6 separate regions of the Homo sapiens genome follow, and all the other regions are linked to region 3. A link is a loop called in an ENCODE intact Hi-C map of the cell type or tissue named here. Cell type or tissue: endothelial cell of umbilical vein. All regions are shown on one strand. Region 1 overlaps SMG6 (SMG6 nonsense mediated mRNA decay factor). Region 2 has its middle 78 kb from the start of RPA1. Region 3 overlaps SMG6 (SMG6 nonsense mediated mRNA decay factor). Region 4 overlaps SMG6 (SMG6 nonsense mediated mRNA decay factor). Region 5 overlaps SMG6 (SMG6 nonsense mediated mRNA decay factor). Region 6 overlaps SMG6 (SMG6 nonsense mediated mRNA decay factor).

Region 1 (5,000 bases), 150 kb before region 3:
TTTCTTCTTAGAGGAGGCAATGAGGGCCATTATCAATCAGCCAGCATTGCACAGATGCCTGCTGTCCCCACCTGTAACCACCAGGTGTGTGCTGAAGTCTCTTAGAGAAGGGGAGGTGGGAACTGGCAAATGGTCAGATGGCAAGACCTGGTGCTGGTGGGGAGACTATCCCAAGACAGGGTTACTGAAGATCCCAAAAGGTACACGTATATTTGGCTACTAGGAAGGAGACGATGTTCACACTGAAGGGAGAACCAGGGGAACAGGGGAGTTGTGAAGCACACACAGGAAGTAATGAGGTAAATAAAGTATAAAAAACAGGGCCATTCTGGCAAGAGGCAAGACAAGGCAATACAGGAGGTTGGACAAGAGCCTGGGCTTCATAGTTACACAGACGTGAGTTCAAGTACTAACTGCCACTTCCTGGCTGTTTATCCTTAGACAAGTTACTTAACCTCTCTGAGCCTTTGTTTGCTCAAGTTGTTTGTGAGGTTTAAAAGATAATACAGGCCGGGTGCAGTGGCTCATGCCTGTAATCGCAGCACTTGGGGAGGCTGAGGCAGTGGATCACCTGCGGTCAGGAGTCCGAGATCAGCCCGGCCAACATGGTGAAACCCCATCTCTACTAAAAATACAAAAATTAGCTGGGTTAGTAGCGGGCTCCTGTAATTCCAGCTACTCAAGAGGCTGAGGCAGGAGAATCTATTGAACCCAGGAAGTGGAGGTTACAGTGAGCTCAGATCGTTCTATTGCAATCCAGCCTGGGTGACAGAGCAAGACTCTGTTGCAAAAAAAAAAAAAAAGATAAGACAAGCCTGGGCAACATAGTGAGACTGTGTCTGTCAAAAACAAACAAACAAACAAAAAAGCTGGGCATGGTGGTGCAACACACCTATGGTCCGAGCTAACTAGGAGGCTGAGGTAGGAGGATTGCTTGAGCCGGGGAAGTCAGAGCTGCAGTGAGCCATGAGCACGCCACTGCACTCTAGCCAGGGTGACAGAGTGATATCGTGACTCAAAAAGAAAAAAAAAGACAGAGGGAATACATATCAAATACTTAGCGAGATGCCTGGGCCCAGTAGGTGCTCGATAATTGAGCAGCTGGCATTTTTTTTTCCTCTTATCTCCACTCTCTTCAGAGGTGGGAGGGGCACTGCCTAACATGGCTGAGCTGTTTGGAAGCCAGTCTGAGAGGCAAGGTGGGAAGCATGGGGCTGGCACATAGCCTAGGGCCAAGGGGAGAGGCCCTGGAATGCTTACCTGGCTGTTGAAGCTGCAAAAAAAATTTTTTTTAAATTTGTCCAGGCTGGAGTTTGCAGTGGCGTCATCATGGCTTGCAGCAGGCTCAGTCTCTTGAGCTCAAGCGGGAAGCTGGCTAATTTTTAAAAATTGTTTTGTAAAGATGAGGTCTTGCTATATTGTTGGTCTCAAACTCCTGGCCTCAAGTGATCCTCCCACCTTGGCCTCCCAAAGCACTGGGATTACAGGCACGAGCCACCACTCAGGGCCTGAAATATTTTATTCAGAACTAAGGTGCTAGATCCAGGCTACTGGGCTGGCCAAGCAGGGGAGGAAAGACCTTGCCTCTCTTCAGCAATCCCTCTCCCTATTCTTCAGAAAGACTCCGGACCTAACCATAGGTATGCATGCATTACTCCAGTAATCTAGAGAGGCTCCAAGGTCCCGGGCTTCGGAACAAGCGGGCCACTAATAAATGTATCAGAAATACAGTCACAATTGCCTTGTCCATGAGGTCCCTTCACAGTGGGGTACGGGCGGTGGCTCTGCCTTTGCTAGTGGGATCGTTGAGGGTTTGAGGAGGCCCTGCAAACCCTGCAACGTAACTTTCTTTCTTTTTTTCTGAGATGGAGTCTGGCTCTGTCACCCCAGGCTGCGGTGCAGTGGCGAGATATCAGCTCACTGCAACCTCCACCTCTTGGGTTCAAGAGATTCTTCCTAAGTAGCTGGGGCTACAGGCACGTGCCACCACACCCAGCTAAGTTTTGTATATTTAGTAGGGATGGGGTTTCACCATATTGGCCAGGCTGGTCTCTAATTCCTTACCTCAAGTGATCCACCTGTCTCGGCCTCCCAAAGTGCTGGGATTACAGGCGTGAGCCACTTTGCTTGGCCAACAGTATCTTATTTTATTCTAAGATGGGGTCTTGCTTTGTTGCCCGGGCTGCTCTTGGCTACTCCGAACTCCTGGCCTCAAGGAATCCCACTGCCTTAGCCTCCCAAAGTGCTGGGATTATAGGTGTTAGCCACCGTGTCCAGCCTGGTATCTTTCTTAAATAAGACCCAGCTGGATCCTTGCCTCATGTCTCCCAATATGAAAGTAGTGATGAGAAGATCCCCAATATGGTATTTTCTACCCACCTGAATTTCCTGAGCTTAGATGTTCCAAACAAAGCCAGATAGGAGTCTGGTCTTCCATGGGCAGAGTAAGCTTGCTCTTCTTGAACTGTTCCTTCATGGACAGAAACTATTCTTTTCTAGAGCTCTCGGCTCCGGCTGTACCAGAAAGGTACATTCTCAGCGGCAAAAGCGTCACAGAGAGCAAGCTATAGGCAGCAGTAGCTCGGGCTTCAGTCCAATTCTGCTTCCCCTGCAGAGTGCTCTTAGAGCAGCCACCCACATTGGCAGGGGTTAAGGACGGATATTGGCACTGCCAACACAAGCCTTTCAGGTCTGGCTGGCTTCAGCTGATCTGAAACCTGGAACACAGGCGCTGGGGCCCTCACTTACTGAACCAGCAGGGGAGGCTGCAGGCTCAGCCCCTGGGGATGAAAGTCCTCCCGTCTGTCTCAGTCTGCAAATATCCACACACAGTCTGTTTCTACACTGCCAGTTAGCTCTGGGCCAGAAGCACTGAACCTTGGGCTCTAGTCACTCTGAACCACACTGTTTGCCTTCTAGACAGCCACGTCCAGGAGGCCTCCCCTTAGGTTTGTGTTTAGGCTCCTTTACCAAATTTGCTCCTAATTGTATTTATTCTACGCGTGGCACAAGAGTGGACTCTCGGAGACATCTGTAGTCTTCAACACACTTAGGCAACATGCAGTTCAGCAACATGTAAGTGCCTACTGTGTGTGTGAGGCACTGTCCTCCAGACCCTGGGGACTCATCACAGAACAAAGGAAAATCCCTGTTTCACTTGGGGGGTTGGGTGGCGTGGGTCACATTCATACCAGATACATCAACAGACCCCCTGCATCAAGAGAGCACGCGCCCCTCCCCGGCTGCCATGACCTGCGGTACTCAGGAAGGCAGAATTCTCAGCCCAAGGGAGAAGAAAAGCTCCTTGCAGAGACCCAGGACACTGCTCCTTCATTCCTTTCAGGCGGATGGGTCCCGAGGAAGTCGGGATGGAAAATTCTTTTGGGCTTAGCCTTGCTATCAAATGAAATCCCAAGCTCCTTGCAAACCCTCGCCCACCCACCCCTCCCCCCAAAGATCACTACTGGCACTTGTGGCTATTATTCCCTAATCCGGAACTTCAAGCCCCAGGCAACCCCCTTTGCTATACCCTGCAGGCTGTCTGCTTCCCCTGGCACCTCTGAAAGTTCACATATTACTCCCCCAACCTGCAGTTATTTTACATTTAAGCAATCAATTCATTCCCTCATCGTCTTTTAAGCTTGGTAAGGTCTTTTTCTTTTTTCTCTTTTTTTTGAAACAGAGTCTTGCTCTGTTAGCAATCAAGGCTCACTGCTGCCTCAAATAACTGGGCTCAAGCAATCCTCCCACCTCAGCCTCCAGAGTAGCTGGGACCACAGAGGCACACCACTTATGTCTGGCAAATAATTATTTATTGAGACAGAGTCTCACTGTATCGCCCAGGCTGGAGTGCAGTGGCGCGATCTCGGCTCACTGCAACCTTCGTCTTGAACCTGGGTTCAAGTGATTCTCGTGCCTCAGCCTCCTGAGTAGCTGGGATTCACAGGTGCACGCCACCATGCCCGGCTAATTTTCATATTTTTAATAGAGATGTGGTTTCACCATGTTGGCCAGGATGGCCTCGAACTCCTGACCTCAGGTGATCCACCTGCCTTGGCCTCCCAAAGTGCTGGGATTACAGGCGTGAGCCACTGCGCCTGGCTAATGGCTAATTTTTTTTTTGTAGAGACAAGGTCTTACTATGTCCCCTAGCTGATCTCAAACTCATAGCTTTAAGTGATCCTCCTGTATTGGCCTCCCAAAGTGCTGGAGTTGCAGGTGTGAGCCGCCCATCCCAGCCTATAAGTCCTTCAAGACGCCAGTTAGCCTTTGTCCAGTCTGCCAGCCTACCTTCCACAAATCTTTCGTAACGCCCTACTATGTGACAGGGACTGCTAGACATCCTGGGCACACAAGACAAGACAAGACAAGACAAGACAGATGCAGTCCTTGACTTCACATGACCTTCAGTCCAGCAAAGGACTCCACAGGAACCTCACACTAACCTCTCCCAAGTACACAGGTATCCCTCCAGCAACTATGGACTAGGCCTACACTTCATTCATCTTCTCTGACTCCATTAGCAGCCCTCAACATCTGCACTACTTGTACGTCACAAAGTGAATTCTTTTGTCCTTTGGTTGGAAGAGACCTTAACAATCACTCAGAGCCACAAGAGAACCTCCTCTAAATACCCCTCAGTGATCCAAGTCTTTCTTGACTACTTCTGGTGGAGAGGACTCAAGGCCCTGGAGTAGTTTTTAAAATCAATCATTACTTAACATTGAAGAAATATATAATTTTTCTTTTCTTTTCTTTTTTTTTTTTAGACAGGGTCTCTCTCTGTCCACCCAGGCTGGTGTGCAGTGGCACAATCACGGCTCACTACAGCCTCGACTTCCTGGGCTTAGGTGATCCTCCCACCTCAGCCTCCCAGATAGCTGGGACCACAGGTGCGAGCCACCACACCTGCTAATTTCAGGGTTTCACCATGTTGGCATGGCTGGTCTTGAACTCTTGGCCTCAAGCAATCTGCTTGCCTCCGCCTCCCAAAGTGCTGG
Region 2 (5,000 bases), 340 kb before region 3:
GACACAAGAAATGTGAAGGAAATAGAAGACCTGGTCCCTTCTCATTATCCGTCCATGGCGGGGGGGGAGCCTCACAAAATGGAAGAGCACTTTCTATAAGCAAAACCAGAGTGACACAGAGGATGCTGAGTACGTGGTGTGTGAAGGGAGTCCAGTGAAGGAGAGCGGACAGTCTGGTGGAGGCAGACAAAAAACCTATGAGTTGTCATCGTGAAGTTGCAAAAAAGGGATTGGCTGGCCGGGCGCAGTAGCTCACGCCTGTAATCCCAGCACTTTGGGAGGCCGAGGTGGGTGGATCACCTGAGGTCGGGAGTACAAGACCAGCCTGACCAACATGGAGAAACCCCGTCTCTGCTAAAAATACAAAATTAGCCGGGGTGGTGGTGCATGCCTGTAATCCCAGCTACTCGGGAGGCTGAGGCAGGAGAATCGCTTGAACCCAGGAGACGGAGGTTGCAGTGAGCCGAGATCGCGCCATTGCACTCCAGCCTGGGCAACAAGAGCGAAACTCCGTCTCAAAAAAAAAAAAAAAAAAAAAGGATCGGCTGGAAGAAAAGTCCATTTCAAACTGAAGGACTGGCACGTTGCTCAGGAGCCAGTAAACCAGGTGCAGGTGATACCAAGAAAATTAGCTTGGTTTGAGTGGTGAGTCTTTGTAGAAAAATAAATGAGATTGCTGCACACTGGGAGGGCGGCCTGGATCTTCATTTCCTTGGAGCTTAAGACTTAAGCCCTGTGGAATGTAAGTCCTAGGAGTGTCCTTTGTCACTAATTGATCTTTCAGCTGCTCATAGAGCTGGCATTCTTGCAGGCCAGGTACACGAGAAGATAGAGCCGGAGCAGCCTGCCTCCGCTTAGCCAACTGCATAGCTGAGGAAATCCTGCCGGGCATGTTATTGGAGGGTTGTGCACTCTATTCCTCACGAGCTTCGTGCTGGGATGCTCATTTTCTCTGGACAAAGATAGACTGGCTCCCTCTCTTGTTGATGGAATGGAAATTCTCTCTTGCATTATGGTTTCTGTGATAACTTTGGTGGCGGTGGTGTGGGGATAATGAAGAGTCTCTTAATGGCTCTAGTTAAACCTGGTAATATCACTCTATCACACTGGAGCCGGCCGTGGGAATCTAACCCACTTTTGTATTCCTAAACGCCTAAAACCTGCCACTGGCATCTTCGCATAATAAGGAACCAGTCATCGCTCGTCTGTGTCCTGGAACATATTTATAAGCCTATGTTAATTTCTGGACTCCGGAATGGCGCCTCTTCCAATCCCAGCCCTCGGTCAGTCTCTCCGGATAGACTTGGGAAGTCAGGTCGTTTCAGCCACACATCACCATTCTCCGTCCCTGAGCCCGGCATGCTGGTTTAGTGCCCCCAAAGGAAGAGAACTCATTTTATTCTGGAAATTGGGAAAGTGAATTTGCTTCAGGACCTGCCTAGGTCTAATTAGTCCAGTCCGTAAGCAGGCCTGGCTCCGTGTCTGAGGCATGCGTGCACGTGGATGGTGTGTGTGCACACGTGTGTGTGGCATGTGCACGTGTGTGCCCTGGCAGCCACTATAACGTGCCCGGCAGTGGCCGCTGTTCGCCCAGGTTGGCCCAGTTCAGTCCTGCTTCTCAGGGTGGCTGGTAGATGTGGCCACCTTACAACCCCCAAAAGCCTTCCATGTGCACCCCCAACCCCCAAAAGCCTTCCATGCGCACCCCCAAATGGAGAAGGGGCCGGGTGGGGTGTCATTAGGAGATGGGGGCCACGTGCCAAGACAGAGGAAGGGGAAATGGGGAGAAAACAACAAGAAAAGGAATAGGTGGGGAGAGAGGTCATTTTAACCTAAATTAAATAATGGAAATGACCATTATGAACACAACGAGGGCAGGGATTCCGTAGCCAGAGCTGCGAGACCGTGACAAATGGCTCTCCAGGGAAACGGGGTGCAGCCTCCTCTCCTGGAAGTCAGGAAAGGGGTCTCTCCACCAACCAGGGGCGGGAGGCAGAGCCTGCGCTGCCGGATTTAGCCTGGAAGTTAAAATCGCTGAAGCAGTTTATAGAAACAGCAGAGTGAGCCGCCGCGCACAATCAGTAGGCAGGATCCAGAGACGATGGCATAAATGTTTCAAATGTGCTCAGGGTAATTAGTTTTGAATTACCATGTGCATATTTTAAACATTTAAATGATCATCCCAGGTTTTCGAAAACAGTTGCACGCGGCTTGATGTCACCTCCCCTCCCGGGCGGCCTCCCCAAGGGGACACAGCCAGGTGGGGCCTGCGGGTCCCGCGACCTCAGCCGGGGAGGGGCGCGCGCTAAGCCCGGGGATCAGCGCGGATTAGGCCGCAGCCCCGAGTCCTGGAGCAGCCGCTCGCCCGGGACTTCCCGTCCTCCAAGCCTGCGTCGGCTGTGCCAGGTTTTCAAGACGATCTGCTCAGCGTTTAGGTTTCCCATTGTGCATGAAAATGCAATTCCACGCGGGCAGTTTTTCTCCCCCGTTTGATTTCCTGGAGACCCGGGTGGCTGGGAAACTTGAAAGGTGACTGGCCAGGTGGGAACCGCGTTTGGTGTTTGAAGCCAGCCACCTTGTCCGCCAGTCTCTCGAGGCGACCTGCCTTGCAGCAACTCCATTCTCCCTGGGGTTCGACTCAGAATGCAAACGACGATTTCCAAATTCCCTAATTCCGGAGGCGCTGGGAGGGGCGAAGGTGTCAGGCCTGGACCCCCACCCCCCGCCCGCGCCTTCCCTGCCGGCTGCAGGGGCGGATCCAGGCTGCGCCCTGGGGTGTCTCACAGAGGCCCTGTCGGCGGGGCGCGGCGGGTCGGGGTGTCTAAAGTCAGATCCCTAACTTCAGACACCCGAATTTAGCATCGTGGCTTAGAAACGCTGCCCTGTGTCCCCTTCCTCCCGGTTACAAGCTGTTTCTCCAGCAGGTGGAGCTGGGAGAATAAAAACTATGAGCCTGTGCCTGGGACCTTGCAGAGGGAGCTATCTGTGCTGAAATCCTGGTTGAATGAAAATTGTTCATTATGCAAACTGTCTGGTTCAGTACACAGAGGCAGCCCCCAGGCGCAAACCCCAAGTAGCTGCTTCTTCTCTCCCCAGATTAAAACATATGAACTGCTTTGATGTAATCTTATAACAAAGCCTAATAGAAATTTTATTTCTTTGAAGTTGCCTGTCATTTCTTATTGCCCCCCTTCTCCCGTCCTATTAATACCCGTACAGTCTGGGATATGCAGCCGAGTTTAGACTGTATTTGACGATGGGAACAGTGTGTTTTCCTCGGCAGTGGTCTGAGTTATTTAAATGCAGTTACATTGCTTGCAATATGTTTAATCTCTTGGGCTTCCCCCCCGCCCACTGCTATTTATCATGTTAATAGAATGCTACAGAATATCACATTATGCAATGTGTTTAAATTGATAAATTATATTAGAAAAATATTGCATAGGCGTGTTAATGGTAAGTGGGTTTTTGTAGAAACAGTTTCTCATTAGTAGATCAGCTGCTCACAGGGTAGAAATTGTAAGGATTTGGGAATATGCTATATTTATGACCTATTTGGCTAATTAAAATTAAGGCATAATTTTAGCATGAAGTTACTGCAAGACTTTGCAGAGAGGGTGGGGAAAGAAACTTGCCCAAATCCAGTTACTTTTAAATGTCAGTTGCCATAACAACTTCACATGAGCCATATTTTTACTTGAAAATTCCTTTTAGGATTCGGTTGCTATAATAATTTGCCTCAGCTCTTTTTAGGAGACATATTTTCCAATTTTCCTTCTGTGATCATTTCAAGACTTTCATTACTGTAACGAAAAATGACCATGGAAACCTCAACTCTTCCTTTCTCCGTGTGCAGGAGCAGAGTGGTCCCCCAAAATAGAAATATAGGTTTCCAGGAGGTATTCTGTAGGAAGGTGCCCCCAGGCCATGGGGGAAGGGGCCAAGCTCTGGGGATCCATTGTTGCAGGAGCCAGTTCCCTTCTGGGTGGGAATTATGAAGCCCACAGAATTTTTTGAGGTGTGGCTGTTAAGCTTTTCTATGTCCTGGGAGTTTTGCATGAGGCAAAGGCCAGCCTGACCATCTCAAGGAAGAATGAGTCTACTCATGTATTATGAAGGCCCATTGGGGGCCGTCAGCTTGTCATTCAGTGGAACTGCTGGTATTTGATGAGCAAGTGAGGCAATCCCCAAAGTATTTACTTAGAAGCAAAGTAGTAGCAGAGTAAAGTTCAGTGCCCTTTCTTTCGGTGTTTAGCTGCTAACCTTCATTCATTAGCCAATATGACCTCCAAGAAGCACCTGCAGCTATGCTGTGTTCTGGCCACAGACACACCAGAGAGGACTAGTTTCTGCCAGCTTTCAGATCTCTCTGGGCCAACACCGTCATTGCTGAGGGCAGGCTCGGGGTCCCAAGGAAAAGGTCCCGCAAGCGGGAAGAACATTCCATTTCAAAAGGCTTCTGGTTCCTCCTTCTGGGGGGAGCATGGCTGCTCTTGCTGACTAGTGTCCCTGACAGAAGCTGTAATCGGGTCTCTGGCTTTAGGGATACCATAGCTCCTCTCTTGGGAATTGCCATGGTCCTTCCTCTCCCTTTTCCATCTTCTCTTTCTACATCAACTCTTTGGTGGGATCTCCAATGGCCACATCTTTTTTTTTTATTATTATTATTTTAGATGGAGTTTCGCTCTTGTTGCCCAGGCTGGAGTGCAATGGCATGATCTCGGCTCACTGCAACCTCAGCCTCCCGGGTTCAAGCAATTCTCCAGCCTCAGCCTCCACCTCCGGAGCAGCTGGGATTACAGGTGCTCACAACCACGCCCGGCTAATTTTTGTATTTTTAGTAGAGACAGCTTCACCATGTTGGCCAGGCTGGTCTCGAACTTCGGACCTCAGGTGATCCACCCACCTTGGCCTCCCAAAGTGCTGGGATTACAGGCGTGAGCCACCATGCCCGCAATGGCCACAACTTTTTTTGGGGAACTCTAAAGCTCGAAAGGGGA
Region 3 (5,000 bases):
CCCAAAAGTCTCTAACAGGGCAAGAAATATCTAGAGTAGTGGTTTTCAGTGAGGGGCAACTTTGTCTCCCAGGGAACACGTGGCAATGTCTGGAGACATTCTGAGTCAGCACATTTGGTGCACAGTGGGAAGAAGGCAGGGATGCTGCCAAGTATCCTACAACGCACAGGACAGCCCCTCACAGCAGAGTCATCTGGCTCAAAATGTCGACAGCACCAAGGGTTGGGAAATCCTGACTTAGGGCAACATGGTACGGGAAAATTTAAAGAACAAACATAGGCAAAGGAAAAAAGGAGAGAAAACACTGAGTGAAAAGTAGTAAAGGAGAGAAAGGTGAAAAAACGAGAATAAAAGATAAATAGGCCGGGCGCGGTGGCTCACACCTGTAATCCCAGCACTTTGGGAGGCTGAGGCGGGTGGACCACGAGGTCAGGAGATCGAGACCATCCTGGCTAACGTAGTAAAACCCCATCTCTACTGAAGATACAAAAAAAAAAAAAAAAAAAAAAAATTAGTCGGGCATGGTGGCAGGCACCTGTAGTCCCAGCTACTCGGGAGGCTGAGGCAGAAGAATGGCATGAACCCGGGAGGCGGAGCTTGCAGTGAGCGGAGATCGCGCCACTGCACTCCAGCCTGGGCGACAGAGCGAGACTTCGTCTCAAAAAAAAAAGATAAATAAGCCATCTGTGGTGGTGTGAGCATGCAGTCCCAGTGACACGGGAGGCTGAGCCACGAGTTCAAGGCTATAGTGCGGTATGATCACACCTGTGAATAGCCACTGCACTTCAGCCTGGGTAACACAGACAGGCTCCATCTCTTTAAAAAAAAAAAAAAAAAAAAAAAAAAAAGAATAAGAAAGAAGCAGGAGTACCATCAACTGTCACTTTAAGTGTAGCACAATGGTATTTCCTACTCGGATGTGTTATTTTTAAGATGATACCGATATCATCTTATCCACCTTCAACCTTGTAACTACAGCCTTACATTACTCACTAGTGATTGTCTTGGGTCTACAGTAACCTACTAGAATACTACATATTTCTCTGCAGTGCTTAGCAATCCATCCGTCTTTTTATAATTCATTCATTTGTACAACAAATACTACATGCCAGGCTCTAGGAACACAACAGTGAGGCAAAAACTGCCAGAGTGGAACTTAAACTGGTGGCAGTGGCAGTGGCAGGACGGGGGAGGTGGGAGGCAGGAGATGGGACCAGTGATGCATCTAGTTTACTTTGCCTAAGTGAATGTCTCCACCTGTTATGTCTACAGATAGAGATTCATCTACTGGTACCTTGTCCAATTTTCCCAAGTCATTTTGAAATCCAAACTATGCTTGCAATGACCATCACTATCATTCTTACCCAGGTTGATACCAAATGAATATGTAATAAGCACACTTTCTAGTCCACCGCCCGTGGAGCAGAGTTTCTTCCAGTGGAACCAAGCCTTTCCGCTTCTCAAAAAAGTTAACTACAACGGTATGTGGAAACTGACATAGCCCCTACCTCCACTAAGAGAGCCTTCTAGGCCGGGCGTGGTGGTTCACGGCTGTAATCCCAGCACTTTGGGAGGGCGAGGCAGGTGGATCACATGAGGTCAGGAGTTCAAGACCAGCCTGGCCAATATGGTGAAACCCCATCTCTGCTAAAAATGCAAAAATTAGCCAGACGCGGTGGCATGTGCCTGTAATCCCAGCTACTTGGGGGGCTGAGGCAGAAGAATCACTTGAACTCAGAGGGCAGAGGTTGCAGAGAGTCGAGTCATGCCGCTGCACTCCAGCCTGGGCAAGAGAGCAAGGCTCTGTCTCAAAAAAAAGCCTTCTAGAGAATTACAGATAAACTTACGAAGTTATGACGGGAAGTGAAAGGGAAACATTGACAATAACTGGGGTATTCATAATTCAAAACAAATCACCCCAAAGGGTAGCTCACAATACAACTTCCAACTCAGAAAATATTAGAATCCAGTAGAAAACTGGTCTAGTGGAAGACTGGTCTGGGGGCACTGCCACCTACTACTTTCTTCACTCTCCTATACTCAGGGAGATCCTATACTAAAGAGGCACCAGGCATCCATCTGCTCTGGCGTGTAGGCATTACGTTGGGCTTAGGATCACTAGTTTTATGCAGAGAGGAAGAACTCGGATCCATCCAAGGAATAAAGGAATACTCAAAACTCGATCTGTTTCCAGGAATTTAAGCAGTCAAGTGTTAGTTTTGCACACACTACCTTCCCTGAGATGTCTATGGAAATCCATGGTGGATGATGAAACCGTAAGAGGCTTGGTATCTAATGAGATCAGCAATATGGCAAAGGAATCTGAGCATAGGAGGAAAGGATATGGGTCAAAAGGATATAGAAAGAAAATGTTACTCTTATTTTTGATGGAAAAGTAGTGGACAGTATTCTTCCCAAGGAGGACCCCCTGACAGCTGCACCCAGGGATTTAGCACAACTGCCCTGAGGCACTCACTAGGGACCTAAGCCGGAAGGCAGAGGAAAGAGAAACCCAGAGGGACTGGGGTGGGGGCTGGGACAAGATTGTATTTAAAGGAGTGTTTTAGTAAAGGTAGAGAAAGAAGAAACAAGAGAGATAGAGAGTAATATTTACCAAATTTCATGAGCACAGTAGGACAGAAGATGAAGGGAAGAGAAGAGAAGGTGGAGGCCTCTAAGAATTCACACCCTGTGCCCTCAGTTACAAACACAGTCCAGTTGCTAACAATATTAAATTCCAAAATGACTTGTAATGTAGGAAAATAAAATAAACATCCTGCACACTTACCCAATCCGGGTAAACAGCTTCCCATGGGCATGGAGAAAACTGAGGATGAACCTTTTGTTCAGCTGCATGGGAAAAAGGGAGAGGAGAAAACAATTAAACTTTCCCCAGTTTCCTGTTACTGAACAGAGTCCCCAGTGACACAATAACCTGGCCAGGGTCTAAGGGGTGGGCACTAGGGATGGGAACCAAATGGACATGCCCAAACTCTCACAGACCCAGGGCACATGCCCAACAGCTGCCGCTCAGCTGAGCCAAGATGACAACAGGCTCAGTGAGCAGACAGCACCCTCTGCCGGCAGTGGCACCTGTGTGCAGGGGATGAGGCGGTGAATCCTAATAAGCAGGATATAAAGAAAGGTGCCCACAGCTCTCTGAGGATCTAGGAGCCACTCCGGCTCCATAATCATGGAAATGAAACTCTAACAGGAGCAAGGATAATAGTGAAGGCCCTGGTTCTATTTGGGTTATTTTTCTACCTACCTAGCTAGGAAAGCAGGACTCTTTGACAACCAAGAGCAAGGTAACCCACCACTAACTAGCTCATCAAATTGTACTTCACCAGCTTTAAAAACTAGAGTTCATGTTCTAGGTCTGGAGTTGAAAATTCAAGTGTCTAAAGGGCTAGGCGTGAAGTATGCTGATGGAGACAGTAGCAAGCTATGACTATTCCACTCCAGTTTTGGCCAAATCCTCTATGTAGGCCCAAGCTGGAAACTGCAATCTGGGTTTTTTTGTTTTTGTTTTTTGAGACAGAATCTTGCTCTGTCACCCAGGCTGGAGTGCAGTGGTATGATTTCAGCTCACTGCAACCTCCACCTCCCAGTTCAAGCAATTCTCGTGTCTCAGCCACTCAAGTAGCTGGGATTACAGGCATGCACCCCCATAATCGGCTAATTTTTGTATTTTTAGAAGAGACGGGGTTTTGCCATGTCGGCCAGGCTGGTCTCCAACTCCTGGCCTCAAGTGATCCACCTGCTTTGGCCTCCCAAAGTGCTGGGATTACAGGCATGAGCCACTGCACCCAGCATGTTTTGTTGTTTTGAGACAGGGTCTCACTCTGTCGCCCAGACTGGAGCACAGTGGTGTGATCACAGCTCACTGCAACCTCAACCTCCTGGGCTCAAGTGATCCTCCTGCCTCAGCCTCCTGAGTAGCTGGGACTACAGGTATGTGTCACCACACCTAGCTAATTTTTAATTTTTTGTAGAGAGGAGTTCTCAATACGTTGCCCAGACTGGTCTCAAAATCCTGGGCTCAAGCAATCCTCCTGCCTCAGCCTCTCAAAGTGCTGGGATCACAGAGGTGAGAGTCACTGCACCTGGCTGAATCTGGATTTTTATGTGAAATACTCTGGCTTTTACATGTTGGCTACTAATGAAAATAATTTAAGCATTAAAGAAGCCAAAAAACACATTTGCCAGCTACATCTGGCCCATGAGCCACCAATTTACAATCGTGGTTCAAGGTTCTAGAAAATCTACTTCCATTGAAACCAAACTATTTCTCAGCAAAACAAGGGAGGGAAAAAAATTTCAATTCAAATCCAAAGCAAGTAGAAACAATCTAAAAACTAAACCTCCTTGTCATCTTCCCTGGTCTCCTAGAAGCAGTATATTCAGGGCTCTGTAGCCAGCCAGGAAGAGAAGTGAAGAATCTTGACCCCAGGATCCCAGTGGTCAGGGCAAGGAGTCCAGTATCGCTGGGCAGTCTGCCCCACAAGGAGAAAGTCCCTGTTTAATCCTCTGACAAAACAGAACATCAATCAAGCTATGGCAGTTCCATCTATTTCATATGGAAGCCAAGTGTGGGAAAAGAGGTACATTCTCACTTAACCAATGATCAACATCAAACTCTGCATAGAATGTTCACTCTATTTTTGCTTTAAATGAGTTACACTCATTTAATTTATAGATAAAAAGCTCAGAATATTTCATTGAAGATAACCTGTCTATACAGCAAGGTGAGTCAGGGCCAGGGACACTGGGTTCCATCAACAGAATGGAAGAGGCCGGGTGCAGTGGCTCATGCCTGGAATCCCAGCACTTTGGGAGGCCATGGCAGGTGGATCAATTGAGGTCAGGAGTTCAAGACCAGCCTGGCCAACACGGTGAAACCCCGTCTCTACTAAAAATACAAAAATTAGCTGGGTGTGGTGGCAGGTGCCTGTAATGCCAGCTACTTGGGAGGCTGAGGCAGGAGAATCGCTTGAACC
Region 4 (5,000 bases), 52 kb before region 3:
CCATCTTTGCCCCAGGAGCAAGTATGATTGGAGTACACAAAGCCAGCCCCAACCCACTTCTGAAAGTACTGGGTGTAAGAAGGAGCAGGCTGCTGCTCAGAAGGGCCCAACAAACGAATAGCATCCAGGGTAGTAATTCTTTGATTGTGGCTTTCCCACCAACCTTCCAGATGCCCACTGGTCCCAGATGTCACCCTCTGACTTTCCAGCTCAACTGTGGCAGGCAGTTAAGGAAGTGGTAACAATCCATGTGATTAGAATAGACCAGTCTCACTCCTGTCCTGTTAAGGCCCTAAACCTCTGTTACAAAGAAAACAAGCATGCAAGAGCCAAGAAGAGGGGAGGATGGAAAGCAGGAAAGGGGGAGATATGTAAGTTGTCAAGAAAAGTTACCAACTTCTCCCCTTCACCCTCCCCATAGGCAGCAGCACTGTCAGTACCGCCCAGCTCAGTCCAGGCCATTGCCACGCCCGGACAACATCCTGCCTCTAACTAGCAACAGAGCCGGGAAGAAGGGAGTAAGTCCAGAAAAGAGGGAGTTGGGAGAAGACAAGTGGAGGCCACATCCTGGTAGCTGATACTCTGAGTAAACATTAGTGCCTCCTCATCAACTAAGCAGAAGTTACCTGCACTCAGAAGGCTAGAAGGGATGGAGGGGGGTGTCCTGGCTCCAAGAGACTGGCATTTTATGAAGCACAGGCTACACTAAGACACTCCCATGACCCTGGACAGGGATAAGACAGGGGAGGTTTCTTTCACCAAGCCCAGTTCTGTATTTATGACAAATGGCAATCACAAGCTAGACTGTCTCTCAGAGTTCAAGGTGGGGGCTAGGGCTCAGAGGGAGAATGGCTGCTTAACAACAATGGGATCTGCGGTCTTCGTGGACTCCAGGTTGGCTCCTTTTCTAAAGGCTCCTGCAATAAGGTCTGGAGACCAGGCAAGGTAGCAACAGCTGGAGTCTCTTTGGTGTAGATCTGAAAGTGCTCAGCCACCTCCCAGGGCAGCAGCTAGAAGGCAGCTTCATGACTGCTCTGTCCTTGGTGACGGTTATGTCACCTCAACTCCCCATCCCCTAACCCCCTCCTGAAGAAAGGCTTGAAATAACACTGCCTGCTTATGTGTCTGGTCCATCTGATGCGGAGTATTAAGCAGTAACTGTTCTGCTGTAATCAAGCAGGTGGAGATTTTACAAACGATCAAGGGGGTCAGCATGTCTGAGTGTTGGTCAGGCCTCTGACTGGCCATGTTACCTAGAGCACCTCCTGGAAGGCCTGTCCTTCTCCATGGCTCAGTAGTACCTCAAGCACATACTGAGCATGTAGAATGTTCCAGACTCTGTACTAGGTATGATGGAGCACACAGTTACAAATAAAACATGGTCTCTGCAACCGTAGGACCTTTCAATAGGGTAAAGAAAATTGTTATTTATCCAAGTATCCACGGCAACTTGGATCCAGTGCCTCAAGTGAGACATGCACTAAGTGCACAGCATCTTCATGGGCTGCTCTTGGCCTCACGTAGGCTTCCACAGGCTAGAAACCGTAAGACGCTACTCCCTGAAAGCATTCACCGTTACACAAGTGGGTAGGAAAACAGCATCTAGATTCCCAGAGTCCACCCACTTTGGGGCTAGATCTAGGAAACTGGCCCTAGTCTGATGAATGCCCATATATATCCCTAGTGTTGGGCTGGGCCAAGCCAACAAGTGATGTGGGGTGGGGGAGGAAAAGGCATTGTTTGCCTTGGTATTCGCCTGGGTTCCTCTGGCTTTGTGTCAGGTAGCAGGAGCATGACAGGAGCTGAGGAACTCATTAACACTGTGAAACAGCCTTTCCCCTTCTTTCCAAAAGCAGAGACTTGCTTAAGGGTTTCGGGTAAGGGTTTTGGCTAAGGAAGTCAGACGGAAATATTTCTTAATAAGAAAGTCACCTGAGGTCTGAACTTGGTTCTGCTCCTTCCCACATGTGGGCAGGTGACCACAGCTCCTATTATTCCTATGGCCAAATACCGGCTCGGACAGAAATATTCTTCTTGCTCCTATGTAACAGGGAGACTTTCTCGTTTTTCTGAGAATATATTCATGGAAAACATAAACCAACTGTCGTCAAAGTTGCATGAAATCAGGAAATGGAGCGGCCGGGAGAAGGCTGCCATGTGGCCGGATGTTATGTATTTCTAATTAGTGCTATACATCTTTCAACAGCAAGTGTCCTTCTGCTGGGAAACACAACACACTGCCCTTGTTATTGTAACTGTCAGAGAAGTGCTTAAACAGATAATCTCCAGGAAAAGTGATAAACACGTCCCCTCTCCCACCAGTATGTGTGCGACGGTGCTGCCAAAGCAAAGCTGTGCCTGACAGCTCCAGGATGGCAAAGCATCCTCCTGCAGGAAATGGGAGTGAGGCAGGAGGGGCGGAGAGGGAAGAGCAGGGGATGGGAGGCAGGCCCACCTGCCTGGGCCCTCTAAGCCGAGCCAAGGGATGGTGGTTCAGAACCACTGCTTCTGATCAATTCCAGTGTTGCCATCAGGGAGAGATTTGAAGGAAACCAGTACCAGTGGGATGGAGTTTGGTTGGTCACAGAAAAATCTGGCAGCGATGGAACTATCAGAGTTCCCTTGGTGCACACAGCCAGTTTCCTGGCAAGAGCATAAGAAGAGTAATGAAGAGAAGACACAGGATGGATGACACCTAAGTCTGATGCTCTGATAGCAGCAGAGGGGATTCTGAGGGCACTGGGGTCCACGAGCCATTCCAGCCCAGAGAACCAACTATCTGCCTGGCTGCATCACTAAGAGCTGGAGAAAAACGCAGGCAAGACCACTTATTCACCAATTCCCTCCCCACTGTCTCCTCCCAAAGAAAGGAAATGAATGGTCAGTCACCTCCAAACTACCACCACCTGGAGGCAATTTGTTGGCCCTTATCTTTCCGACATAAGGCTGCTTTTCTCATGAGTCAGTTACCAGTCAGACACAAGGCTGGCACAGTTCCTAAGCAGCCCACCAAAACCTCCTTGTCTACAGGAAGTGGGCAGTGAGAGTATCTTTCAACTGCTGCTGCTTGAGCCACAGAGTTCCCCGTGGCAGCTGCTAGCTGAAGAGGAGGTAGAGGAAGCAGTCGCTGTATAGGAACGAGACAAAAACAAAATCTCAGAGCAAAAGCAGAGATGTCTTTTCATCATTTTATTCCCTGAGGAGCAGAACGAATGAGTCAGCAGAATCAGGCACTAATACACCCAAGCAAATTATTCATGCACAATGGCAAAACAGAGGCTGACTGAGTGTAAAGCAAGTCATAACATTTCCCTAAACTGATACAGCCAAGTGACATGGTGGAATATTTGTCCCCACCCAAATCTCACGTCGAATTGTAATCCCCACTGCTGGAGATGGGGCCTGGTGGGAGGTGTCTGGATGGCAGGGTGGATCCCTCAGGGCTTGGGTGCTGTCTATGTGGTAGTGGCTGAATTCTTGCAAGATCTGGTCCTTGAAAAGTAGGTGGGACTGCCCCACTCTTTGCTCCTGCTTTCGCCATGTAAAGTGCCTGCTCCCCTTTCGCCTTCTGCCATGATTGTAGCCTTCCTTAGGCCTCCCTAGAAGCCGAAATGCTTCCTGTACAACCTGCAGAACCGTAAGTCAATGAAACCTCTTTACTTTATAAATTATACAGTCTTAGGTATTTGTCTATAGCAATGCAAGAACGGCCTAATGCACCAAGACAAGACAGAAGAAGGTGGAAGGTAATTTCCTCCCTAGGAGCCCTCGCTGTCAGTGTTCCCTTTGGATTTTCTTCTAAAGCTCTTCTGAAAGTAGGGAAATATGGGGGCAAAGGAAATCCCAATCTTCTAACAAAATGACTTCTCCCATTAATTCCGAAAACACTTGAGTGCCCAATTGTGGAGGATATAAAGGAAAGTAGGATCCTGTCTGGGAGAAGAAGATAATCTAATAAGGAAGACAGGAAGAATACATACCTACTCAAGTAACTATAATTCAAGACAATGTACTACATATCATAAGGAAGATGGAAGTAAGATGTTTCTGTCACCAGAGGGAGAGGAAACCATTTCAGCTAGCATGTAACAGAGAAGGTTTCATGGTAGAGACCTTTATTTTTGAGACAGATTCTCACTCTGTCGTCTAGACTGGAGTGGTGCAGTGGTACAACTGTGGCTCAGTGCAACCTCTGCCTCCTGGGTTCAAGCGATTCTTCCGCCTCAGCCTCCCAAGTAGCTGGGATTAGAGGCACGCACAGTTTCACCATGTTGGTCAGGCTGGTCTCGAACTCTCGGACTCAAGTGATCCACCTGCCTCGGTCTCCCAAAGTGCTGGGATTACAGGCATGAGCCACCATGCTCGGCCAGAAGAGACCATTTCTAAGGTGGGCTGGAAGAGATGAACAATGATGGAGTTGGTGGATGCAGGGGGGACCACATGTACTACTTGAGGCACGCAAGTACTGTGTGTGCTGTGCTCTACCTGGAACCACAAAGTATAGGGCCTGCAATGCCAGAACAGGGAACATGAACTTGACTCAACAGTGAGGGAGCACTCACTCAATGTTCTTGGATGAAGCAATGAGTGAATATTTTATAAAGATTAATCTAGCTAAAGCATTTAGGACTAATTAGGGTAGCTGGAAAAAGGTAACAATGAGGGAGACCAGTTGGGAAGCTAAGAGAGCATGAACTTGTTTGAAGCAAGCGAAATTACATGTAAAGCACTCATAAAGTTTATAATGCCAAGTAAGGGTAACATCTTCTTATAATAGAGGTAGAAGAGGGAATGAAAAGCAGTGCACAGATATGAAAATTACCGCAGAAAGAAAATCAAAAGAGGCCAGGAATGGTGGCTTACGCCTGTAATCCCAGCACTTTGGGATGCTGAGGCAGGAGGACTGCTTGAGAGCCCAGTAGTTCAAGACCAGCCTGAGCAACAGAGTAAGACCCTGTCTCTACCAAAAGAAAAGAAAACAAAACAAAACAAAAAAAAAA
Region 5 (5,000 bases), 160 kb before region 3:
CTGCAGCTCAGCAGACCTCGCCCTGGTTTCTTTTGAAGACTCCAGCCTGGTGGTGTGAGGACTGCTGGGCCCCTTTACTGGAATTCACACGACATGACCTTGCTCAGCTGCCCTCAATGGCCTGGGCAGGGTAGGAGGTGGCTGGCTGGCTTAAGGAGCCTCCTGCCAGGCTGGTGGCACATTCCCCAAGGATGGCACCTCCCTACTTGCAGCCTCAGCTCTTAGCAGCCATCACTCCCTGGGTGGTCCCAGGCTCCATTCCTTGCTTTCTTACTTTTGGCCTTGGTCAACAGAGAACATGCAGCTGCCCAAGATAGCTTCCTTTGAGGGACAGGGTTAGCATGGGTACACAGGGAATAATTTAGTAGAAGGTTCCTGTTTCTAACTGGATTATAATAATGACAGTGATGACAACAGCTATCACTTACTGAGTGCTTATTACTGGCCAGGTACCGGGCTACCCATTTTTCATGTATTAACTCAGTTAATCCTCACAACAGCCTGTGAGATAAGATAGGTGCTATCACCATCCCTATCTTATAAATGAACAAACTGAGGTTTAGAAGTCAACACCTCGCTCAGGGTCACATGGCTAGTAAAGGCAGAACAGGGATTGAAGCCCAAGTGAATCTGACTCCAAAGTTTATGCTCTTACCAATAATAATAAGCTAAGCCATCCTGAATCCAGACCAGAAGCTCAGATCCAGCCCTCAGTGGCTCAGCATCGTGAGGCCTGCTGCAGGCCCACCCTAGATCTGTTCAGTACAGACTGCTCTCTTCTCTAACTGTCCAGCTCAAGGTCATATACAGATGGAATCTCTTGACTGAAAGGGATTACTCAGGTGGGTGGCTGGGTAGATGACGGGGGTATACTTTGCCTTGTGAGCAGAATCTAGGGGTGTTTTGGTAGGATCCCTAAGCGACTAAACTGTGTTCTATTCACAAAGAACTATGTCTGAAGAAACACCTTTCCCTACCTCTCCCAATCTGCTGAAGTGATTCAGTTTTGCAGTTTGGGGAGAGATGAGATCTGAGGATGGGGCCAGAACTGTCACTATCCTAAGAGATGTCAGGGGTCTGGGATGCTGTCCACAGTCACCATTCATCTGACACAGGCATGCTATAGTGTCACAGCGCTCACCTCCAGAGAGGCCCAGGCCGTGGAAAGAAGGAAAACTCTGCACATTCACTTCCTTGTTCATGAGGTTAACCCAGACTGCAGTGAGCGGGACAGAATGCCTGCCTAGCCCATGGGGGAACACTGCCTCTGCCTGCTCTGACTAGGGATATACAAGGTTATCACGGGGCTTGAAGTGAGCTTGACTGAGGTCAAAAGAGGGTCAGAGAAGCTTGTCTGAGGTTGGCTCAGCTCTCACAGTAAACGAGGAAGTGCAAGGTTATGAAATTACACAGACCAGGGTAAGCACAGTTTCCCAGAGGCCACTAACATGAAGGAACCCAGGAGACTCGTGGGAAAAGGAAGAAGTGGGCAGCCTGGTGTGGGTCACAACCTTTGTCTGGTCAATAAGCCTTAGAACGAGAAAAAAAAGTGTGGCACTACCAAGATCCGGGACCAGAGAAGTCATCTGTTCCTTGTGAGGGCAGAGAAGGCCTTCTCTGGCTTTGGTGCTGTGGCCCTCTCTGGGCCTCACTTGCCTCACTGGATTTGGGACTGCAGGCTCCCCTGGCCACAGGGCATCTTTGGGCAAGCCTGGGAGCTAACCTGGCTGTGCCCTCAGCCTGAAAGTGCGGGTGAAAGAGCTGACGGAGGCACTGCTCCACCTGTGCTTCCCCACACAGTACCCAGGGCTTGGGTGGCACTGCTCTGCCCTGCCTGAAGCCTGGATGCCCTGCCAGCTTTAGCAAGCCTGCTGTCCCCTCCCATGCTAACAGCTCATTCTTTCCCATTATTCTCTGCCCAGGTTTCATCTGGAGAGTCTGGAATCCTAGGCTCAGCTTTATCCCTGGAACCACCTCTGTCCTGGAAGCTGAGCCCTATGTCATCAGGGGTGGGGTGGGGCTCTCCAGTTATTCTAATGAAGCCAGTCCAAGACTCTGCTGCTCTCAGGACTCTGATCCAAAGGTGGCCACTCTATCACTGTTTCAGATCACAAACGACAGCTTCCAGCTGACATCTGGCTTCCTTGGCCTGTTGCTGACTTCATCCCTGTACCCCGCCCTGCTCTACCGGGCGCTTGAGACTGCTGCAGGCCAAATGACTGTGTTGGCCTATGGGTGACCTGGCCCCTGGCTAGAATCGCTTCCGTCCCTTCCCTTAGTCCCATGTTCCTTCCCACCTAAGTCTCTTGTCTTTAACACTGTGGGGTAAAAAGAAGAGTCAACCTTCAGGTAAAAGTGAGGTGTGTGTGAACACACATCCAGACAGAAATACCCACACCCAGACACACAGCAGGGCAGCTGGAAGTGATACTAAATGCATACATGCTCCAACAACATCACACTCACAACCACTCAGAACCCACAGAGAGCAGGGAAGCTGGCAGCAGTGTTTACTTAAACTGACACACAAACCCAGCACACACAGACCCACATCAACAATCACTCCCAGAAAGACACAAATAGGCAATGGCAATATATAGGGCAGGGCAACTGCCAGTGGACTATTGCAGGGGCGGGTACACAGGCTCATGCATGTGCATGCGCGTGCGCACACACACACACAGACGCGCACACACACACACAGACACACACACACGAGTCTGGAGTGAAGCAAGGGCTACAGGAACAACCAAGGGCAAACAAACAAGAGGAGAATTCCTTAATCACATCAGGATGTGCAGGAGGGAGGGAGGGAACAAGGGAGGGAGGGTAGGGCAGGGGAGGGGTGATTTTCCACACAGGGCCAGCAATGTCAGCTCTTCCTGTACGTGTGCTGGAGGCTGGAGTTCAGGCCTGTGCTGCATTGGGCTCCACACATCTATAAACTTGATCCTGACCACCCCCCTCTCCCTTTCCTAAGCCTCGAGAGCTGCACATTATTCAACTCCTTTCTTTCTTTTCCTCCCTTCTCCTCAATGCAGCATTAAAAGAAGCATCTGGAACTCGTAGTGGAGTAGGATGGAGGCACCGGGGTGGACTGGCAGGAAGGGGCACCATCAGAGCACACTCTCGAGAAGCTGGCTGGTCACATTAACACAGACGCTGTTCTCTGTGCTCATAAATAAGCAGGAGGAAAAGCTGAAGCCACGAGCAGAATGGGGAGGGGGCCTTCCCTCTGCCACAGCGGGCTCTTCCCGCATAGTACCTCATCTTCCAGTCGTGTTCCCTCTTGGCTTCCCATTTCCTTTCCCATGGTGTCTGGGACGGGTGCCACTGACACATACTTTCCACCCTTGAATGCCAGCAGAGGCTCTTCTTGTCCACAAAGGGCTTCCAGAAAATACTTCAGCACTGTGACCCTTTTGCAGTCAGCTGCAATAACCTACAGGGTGAGAGGGAGAGAAGAAAAACAGCATTTTCTGAAAGGGAAGATGGAGACGAGATGTTGCTTGCCGGCTGAGGGGCACAGGGGAACTGTGTCAAAGCTACCAGGCAAGGGGGTCAGAATGAATGACGGGGTGCGGAGGGCACAAGGGCATGTCAGGTGGTAAGTGAGGGCCCAGGGCAGGCTGAGGATCAAGATCTTCTGAGGTTATCTCTCCTTAGGTTATCTCTGGGGCAGCAGACAACCCCAGGGACCAGTGACAGGTGCCTTACATTTATTTGAGTAAGGTCCTGATACAAAACAGAATATATGACATATCTTCTAAGTTTGGTCTAGAACCAGCAGAGGGAAGAGTGGAGTGCTTTCACAGCATAGAGCTTTCTGGGGCCCCTCGCTGCCACTCTCCACTCCTCTCCCAGCACCCCTGCTCCAGACTCCCAAAAGGAGAATTTTCAGCCCAAGTGCAAATTGAATGCTAAGGGCTTTCTTGGCTGTTTCATTTCAACCAGATCATTTTGGGCTTCCCCTGACAGGTTCCTGCCCTATCTAAGAGCTCCTCATGCTCAAGAGACTAGAGTCAGGCAGGAAATTGTCAGGAGAGAGACAGGCAGAGCAGGTGGGGATGTTTCACCAAAGCTATACTCTTTCTGACGTTTACGCCAACCTGCTCCCATGTGGCCACATCAGCACACAAGTCAGTGCTGTCAGAGAAGCTTGGGCTGATTTAGCTGAGATGAAACTCAGTATCTTGAGCAACAGTCAAATGTGTAAGTGTCTCAGATTAAGTGTCCACCGTCCCCCAGTCTGGGCCCCCCTTCTGGAGGCACCACACCTGCATGCCCTCTCCTCCACACCCGTTTGCTTGGCTCACACTCTCCTCCATGCTTGCCCCTGTGTGCCCTTCTCTTCATCTCTAGCCTCCAGCATCCTCTTCTCCCTACTGGCTGAGTGCTCACCAAGGGAGAGGGGCCCTGCTGGATCTGGAGCTTGAAAGCTGAAGGCCATTCCACATGGGAAACACACGTCCGTGGCCAGACGTGCCACAGGGGACGGCCCCTTCATCCTCACTGACTAGCCCCTGCCTCTCTTTTAATGCATCCTCGTTTCTTAGTGTGAAAGGAACTTCACAGTAATAAGCCTTCTATCTGCAGCACATAGGGAAGTACTAACCTGGAGACTACTGATGATCATTTTACAGGTGCAGGTGTTCTCTCTCTCATGTGGACAGCAACCCCTCTGGTGGCAAAGCCTAAATCTCATCGTTTTCGTACGTCACTGGCAAGAATTGTAAGGACAAGCTGTGCACACAGTAGGCTCACAGTAAAGACGGACAGCCCAGGGAAGCTCGGCTGGGTACCACAGAGAGCAGATGAAGCAGGCATGACCCATGTTCTCTAAGACAGTGGAAATAAATGAGCACCGCTGTGCAGGCTGGCTGCCCAGGAAAGTGCGGCACACACCGGTCAACTGTGTGCTCTGTGGCTGCATCCTCTGCCACCTTCACCAAAAAGCCAACCCCGCTTTCCTACACGGTCTAGGAGTGTTCTCTGCTTTC
Region 6 (5,000 bases), 72 kb before region 3:
TTGAAGGACAGTAGGAGGACCTGAGGTCAGAGAGCTTGGGAGTGGGATGAAGGTGGGGTCACATAATGGAGGGCATCGTAGGCCACTGTGAAAACTTTGGCCTCTAAGTGAGAGGAGCAACCATCAGAAGGTTTTGAACTAAGAAATGACATGATCTCACTGATATTTTAAAAATAGACTGAAGAGTAGAAGGGGGAAGGAACCAGAGCAACCAGTCAGAAGGCATTTCAGAGAACTGAACCAGGGTGCAGTGGGAAGACAGAATTGTATCTGTGTGTGTTTTGAAGGTAAAGAAGACATTACCTGCTGATGGATTAGATATGGAAGTGTGACAAAGAAGTGCCAAGAATAACCCCAAGCATTTTGACACAAGCAGCCCAAAAATCAAGGCTGCCATTTACCAAGATGGGGAAGGGTAAAGGAAGACCAGGTTGGCGGGCAGCGGGTGGGGCAGGATTCAGGAGTTTGGATTTGGACATGTTAGGTTTGACATACCTATTTCACAGTCGTTGAAGTGGAGACCTACCTTAGTCTCACTGAGCCGCCACTGCCCCCTAGGTAGCCTGTGGATCACTACATAGGCTGAGGGCTGGTCTGCTGGCTCTGTGTTCTCCTCGAGCCAAAACACATACGTGGTATCTGACACTAGAGCTGAGAGAGCTGATGAAGATGGGGCGTAGGAAGAGTCTGAAGCTCGTTAGGACTCTTCTACTCAGCACCTGTCCCACACTAAAAGACAGCTTCAATAGCGAACTCCCCAAAGCATCCTCTGGAATCAAGACCACCTTGTGATCACCAAAGAAAAGTATGGGGATCCTCTGGCCCAAGCCATGTCATCCAGTCTCTCTTCTAACTCAACATCTTCCACATGTATAAAACAACTTGTTAGCTGTCCTCAGCCTCACATACTACAAATCCCCATTATTTTCCCATTCTGAGACTAGAAGAGCAGAATTTCACTCTACGTTTTTGTTGGAAAGGCAAAAAGTAAGTATTCCTCTTGGGAAAGAAGGGTTCTCTGATTCCCAAGATGTAGTAGCCATTAAGTGCATCCAAAGAGTATGAGTTTTTGATATATCAATGTCTAGAACCTTAATCTACTTACAGCAATTTAACCAAAGGGAATATATGCTCAAATTCTGCTACAAGAAATTGATACACTATTCATAACTGTAAAAAAATTGGGAACATTCTCTTGGTTCAATAAAGCAAAGATTGGTTAAAGAAATCTTGGAATATAAAAGAATTCTGGGTAACTATAAAAATGATTCCATATAAGAATATATTAAAAATGTTAGGAAAAAAGCAGATTACAAACAGTATATACAGCTGGGCATGTTAGCGCAGACCTATAATCCCAGCACTTTGGGAGACTGAGGCAGGTAAATCACTTGAGTTCAGTAGTTTGAGACCAGCCTGGCAACATGGTGAAACCCCATCTCTATAAAAAATACAAAAATTAGCTAGGTATGAAGGTGGGTGCCTGTAGTCCTAGCTATGTGGGAGGGTGAGGTAGGAGGATCACTTGAGCCTGGGAGGCAGAGGTTGCAGTGAGCTGAGATTGTGCCACCATACTCCAGCCTGGGCAACAGAGTGAGACTCTATCTAAAAATAATAATAATAAAATAAAATAAAAACAAATAGTATATATAAATATTAATATAACCTCCAGTTTTATTGAAAATGAAAGAGTGTGTGTGTGTGTGTGTGTGTGTGTACTATAAATTAAATACGATTATATATGATCAGCAAAATAACAGTGCTCTCACTTCTGGGTAGAAAGAAGGATTACGGATAATTTTTCCTCTTTTTATTTGTGTGTGTTTTCCAGATTTTCCACAGTGAACAAATACTCTTTTATACTAAAAACTGTTTGTTTGCTTGTTTGCTTGTAGAGACAGGTTTCTCATGTTGCCAGGGATGGTCTCAAACTCCTGGGCTCAAGCGATCCGCCCGTCTCCGCTTCTCAAAGTGCTGGGATTAAAGGTGTGAGCCACTGCAACGGGCCAAGACTTTATATTCTACATAAAGTCTCTCATATTTGTGGCTCATGTTTGGAATTTTTACTTTTTTTTTTTTTTTTTAACATCTCCCTATGTCCCTAGTATATACTTCATGTAGGTCAAAAGACTTCCTCCTGAGAAGACATTTGTGGAGCCTCCCCAAAGGCCTGTCCCCAGGGGATGTGATCCTCACTACTCTGCAGAGAAGTCAGTCACAGGGTATTCCTGCCTCCACACAGCACTTCGCTCCCAAGCTCGGTGGCTACTACTTCCCTAGCCTAGTAACTGTTATTACACGTGGGAAATGTGAAGCCGACTGGACTACCCCTACTCTTTACCTGGCTGAAAACCCAACTGATAAGCAGAGACTAAGAACTCCACAGTCTCCAACAGCGCAACAGGGAATCGGCTTTGTTTTCTATAAACAGACAGGCAAGAAAAACGTTCAGGTTAAAACGCAGTCCTCAGAGGAAGGAAAATAGAAACCAGGCAGTGGGGAATGCTTCATATTCCTACAAGTTTTTTTTTCTAAGTTAACACATGGTGTCTGCTTCTCTCTAGTCACCTATTTATCACTCTCCTCCTCAGAGAAGGGAAAAAGCCCTGGCTGTTTTCCTAGTGCAGAGCTTTGTGGCGGAGGGGGGCGGGGAGGAAGGGGGAGAAAGGAGGGTGCTTTAAGCATGATGCAAACCATTTGGAGCTGAGTGAGAGCACTGCCAACACAAGCTGCACTATTTAAACAAGTGAGGAAATGATCGTATATACAACATGCCAGCAAGCACACACACACACCAAAGGAAGTCGAGAGGGCTTTTTTTTTTCAGGACACAGAGCTGGATGTCAGCGGCTAAAAGGTCGATATTTTCCCTTAACACCCTTCTCAATGACTTAATCATGTTCCATTTGCACAGAAAACTTCCCAAGAATAAAAAAGTCTGGAGAATTAAGAGGAGGGGCGAATGGGGAGGGATGTTTGGCCTGGGGCTGACCTTATCCGAGGTTTTCTCCACGTAGCAGGGGTCCTGAGGGGCAGCCAGCAAGGGGACAAAGCCCGAGAGAAGCCGATCCTCTTCCAGGATAAGAAGGGTGAGGTCATCATCCGGGTCCTTGTACAGTGGCACCTCAGACTGATTCACTGCAGTCAGTATGTTACAGAAATCAGCCAGCGTCGACCATACATCCACAGCAACACTGTGAGAAATAAGGTAAGAAAAGAGCAGCTCTAAAGAGGGACCAGTAAAAAAAAGTATTCTCAGTATTTGTGAGCAGGGAAGTACTTGCAGCAAATGTTGTCTAGGCTGGCATCTGCCAGGAAATCATACCCCAAAAATGCTAGGAAACAAAACTGTGCCCAAGGCAGCAATCTGAGGTATGTGTATGTGGATTTATGCAAAGTTGAAATTGATTAGGGGGAGTTTTTAATCCTCACCAGAGAGGAAAAAGAATTTGGAGACTCAGTTGCCTAATGCAGGGTCCTGTCATCTTTCCAGACAGTGTGCCTGAGACGCTTACTCAAACACTCTAGACACCCAGTGCTTGTGGCTGCTCCCAGAATTCCCCACTGCTGTCCAGCCAAGTACATGCCACACAGACAGCAACTGAGCACCAGCCTCTCCTCCTCCAGCCACAGCCATGGAGGGTCTAGTCACAATACAGCAAGAGTCATGCATGTTTTCCTCCTACAATGCTTTAGAAATCTCTTCCCTATATATAGGCAGGCAATCAATCAATCAATCAACCAATCACACAAACAAACAAAAACCTCATTCCTGGCCCATCAAGATCCTCACAGGAAGGTAAAGCCTCTTACACAATTCATCAGCGCTGTCTCAGCCATTCCACACCTCTCCTTTCTCTCATTTGTGGAAGGTGAGATACAGGGTGATCAACTATTCCGGTTTGTGTGGGACTGTCCCAGTTTTAGCACTGAAAGTCCCACGTCCCCAGAAACCCCCCAGTCCTGGGCAAACTGGGATGGCTGGCTGTCCTAATTGCGTATCACCAGGTCCTGGCTGAACCTGAGAAGAAACCTTGAAACTGCAAAGTCTGGCTCTCCTTAATTGAAATTTCAGCATAGAATTATAAAAAAAGAGGTTCATTTCTCTGTCACCATCACTTGTCAAAAATCGACTGTGGGTCAGATTCCTGCTTTGGTGGGTGCTGAGGATCCATAAAGCTTTTTTTTTTTTTTTTTTTTTTTTTTGGCCTGCCCAGGGATACTACAAATTGTGGTAAGCATATAGGGCCTGCCAAGGCTACAGACTTGGCTTTCTTCTCCAGGAAAGCACCTAACCAGGAGTCTGGAACAGATAATATCCTATGGATGCTAAGTTTTACTCTAAAAGAAGAGAGATGCATAGGAGAATTACAAAGAAAAGCTTCACAATTAGATTCATGAGCTAGAGTGGCAAGAGGCAATATGTAAAGAGAGCTGTAAGAATCATCCTGGGCGGGGTGTGGTGGCTCACGCCTGTAATCCCAGTACTTTGGGAACATGAGAAGGGAGGATCACTTGAGGCCAGGAGTTCAAGACCAGCCTGGGCAACACAGTGAGACCCTCTTGCTAAAAACAACAAAGAAGAATCATCCTGGAATCTCCCCAGTGGAGTTACTGCCTATGAGTCCTACTAGGGAGGGGCCTCAGATCTAAGCAATTTGTTTCTCCTGGAGACCAAGAATCTTTGGGAGATGGCAGAAAAGAAAGCATTCAAGGGACATGCCACCGAAGGTGACAGTGGGGGAGAAAGTGGAGCAGAGGTATGGGAACTCCCTGACTGGCTCCAGGTGGAAGGAGGCTGCAATGGTTTATTTACTGTAATCATTGCACTAGGAAAAGGCAATGAAATGAAACATCTTGTTTTCAAGAGTGTCCTGGGAACCAGACGGAACACAGCCCCATTAATCACACAACGGCACATAATCAACACACGTGTACTGCAGAAGTAACTCGCTTCACAGGCTTTACCCAGGAAAAAGAACATGTTTGGGAAGAATCAC

What was found. Peaks named below come from ENCODE experiments on the same cell type or tissue, not always from the same donor. Only the 100,000 strongest peaks of a DNase experiment are listed, where the experiment ranks them.
Region 1: a loop joins it to region 3, with 6 times the contacts of the local background. A loop is called at or near these places in 47 of 110 quality-filtered maps.
Region 2: a loop joins it to region 3, with 13 times the contacts of the local background. A loop is called at or near these places in 17 of 110 quality-filtered maps.
Region 4: a loop joins it to region 3, with 6 times the contacts of the local background. A loop is called at or near these places in 11 of 110 quality-filtered maps.
Region 5: a loop joins it to region 3, with 5 times the contacts of the local background. A loop is called at or near these places in 47 of 110 quality-filtered maps.
Region 6: it touches region 3 in a loop (5-fold over the local background); 46 of 110 quality-filtered maps call a loop at or near these places.

The regions. Positions count from the first base shown.
Region 1 is chr17:2,092,406-2,097,405 of GRCh38, forward strand. All of the region lies in intron 13 of SMG6 (SMG6 nonsense mediated mRNA decay factor), which reads right to left. All of the region lies in intron 1 of SMG6-AS1 (SMG6 antisense RNA 1), which reads left to right. Among named protein-coding and RNA genes, the nearest start is that of SMG6-AS1, 5.2 kb to the left of the region's middle. In endothelial cell of umbilical vein, a CTCF peak has its summit at 2,754; a DNase peak (open chromatin) is centred at 2,776.
Region 2 is chr17:1,905,989-1,910,988 of GRCh38, forward strand. No RefSeq gene overlaps it. Among named protein-coding and RNA genes, the nearest start is that of RPA1, 78 kb to the left of the region's middle. RefSeq lists enhancers at 1,172-1,680, 1,681-2,188. In endothelial cell of umbilical vein, a CTCF peak has its summit at 2,917 (motif pointing right); a DNase peak (open chromatin) is centred at 2,943; H3K27me3 peaks cover 2,206 bases.
Region 3 is chr17:2,241,870-2,246,869 of GRCh38, forward strand. SMG6 (SMG6 nonsense mediated mRNA decay factor) reads right to left here. Exons shown (of 19, transcript NM_017575.5): 9 at 2,789-2,850. Among named protein-coding and RNA genes, the nearest start is that of SMG6, 59 kb to the right of the region's middle. RefSeq lists an enhancer at 3,118-3,167. In endothelial cell of umbilical vein, a CTCF peak has its summit at 3,087 (motif pointing left); a DNase peak (open chromatin) is centred at 2,922; H3K27ac peaks cover 1,665 bases.
Region 4 is chr17:2,189,723-2,194,722 of GRCh38, forward strand. The region is part of intron 10 of SMG6 (SMG6 nonsense mediated mRNA decay factor); the gene reads right to left. Among named protein-coding and RNA genes, the nearest start is that of SMG6-AS1, 100 kb to the left of the region's middle. RefSeq lists an enhancer at 4,959-5,000. In endothelial cell of umbilical vein, no CTCF peak of the experiment used is centred here; DNase peaks (open chromatin) are centred at 1,649, 2,229 and 2,989; H3K27ac peaks cover 3,216 bases.
Region 5 is chr17:2,082,460-2,087,459 of GRCh38, forward strand. It overlaps SMG6 (SMG6 nonsense mediated mRNA decay factor), which reads right to left. Exons shown (of 19, transcript NM_017575.5): 14 at 3,266-3,442. Among named protein-coding and RNA genes, the nearest start is that of SMG6-AS1, 4.8 kb to the right of the region's middle. RefSeq lists enhancers at 1,441-1,500, 1,571-1,650, 2,106-3,018. In endothelial cell of umbilical vein, no CTCF peak of the experiment used is centred here; DNase peaks (open chromatin) are centred at 2,272, 2,762 and 3,342; H3K27ac peaks cover 3,449 bases.
Region 6 is chr17:2,169,666-2,174,665 of GRCh38, forward strand. It overlaps SMG6 (SMG6 nonsense mediated mRNA decay factor), which reads right to left. Exons shown (of 19, transcript NM_017575.5): 13 at 2,993-3,194. Among named protein-coding and RNA genes, the nearest start is that of SMG6-AS1, 82 kb to the left of the region's middle. RefSeq lists an enhancer at 3,228-3,964. In endothelial cell of umbilical vein, a CTCF peak has its summit at 579; a DNase peak (open chromatin) is centred at 2,766; H3K27ac peaks cover 3,336 bases.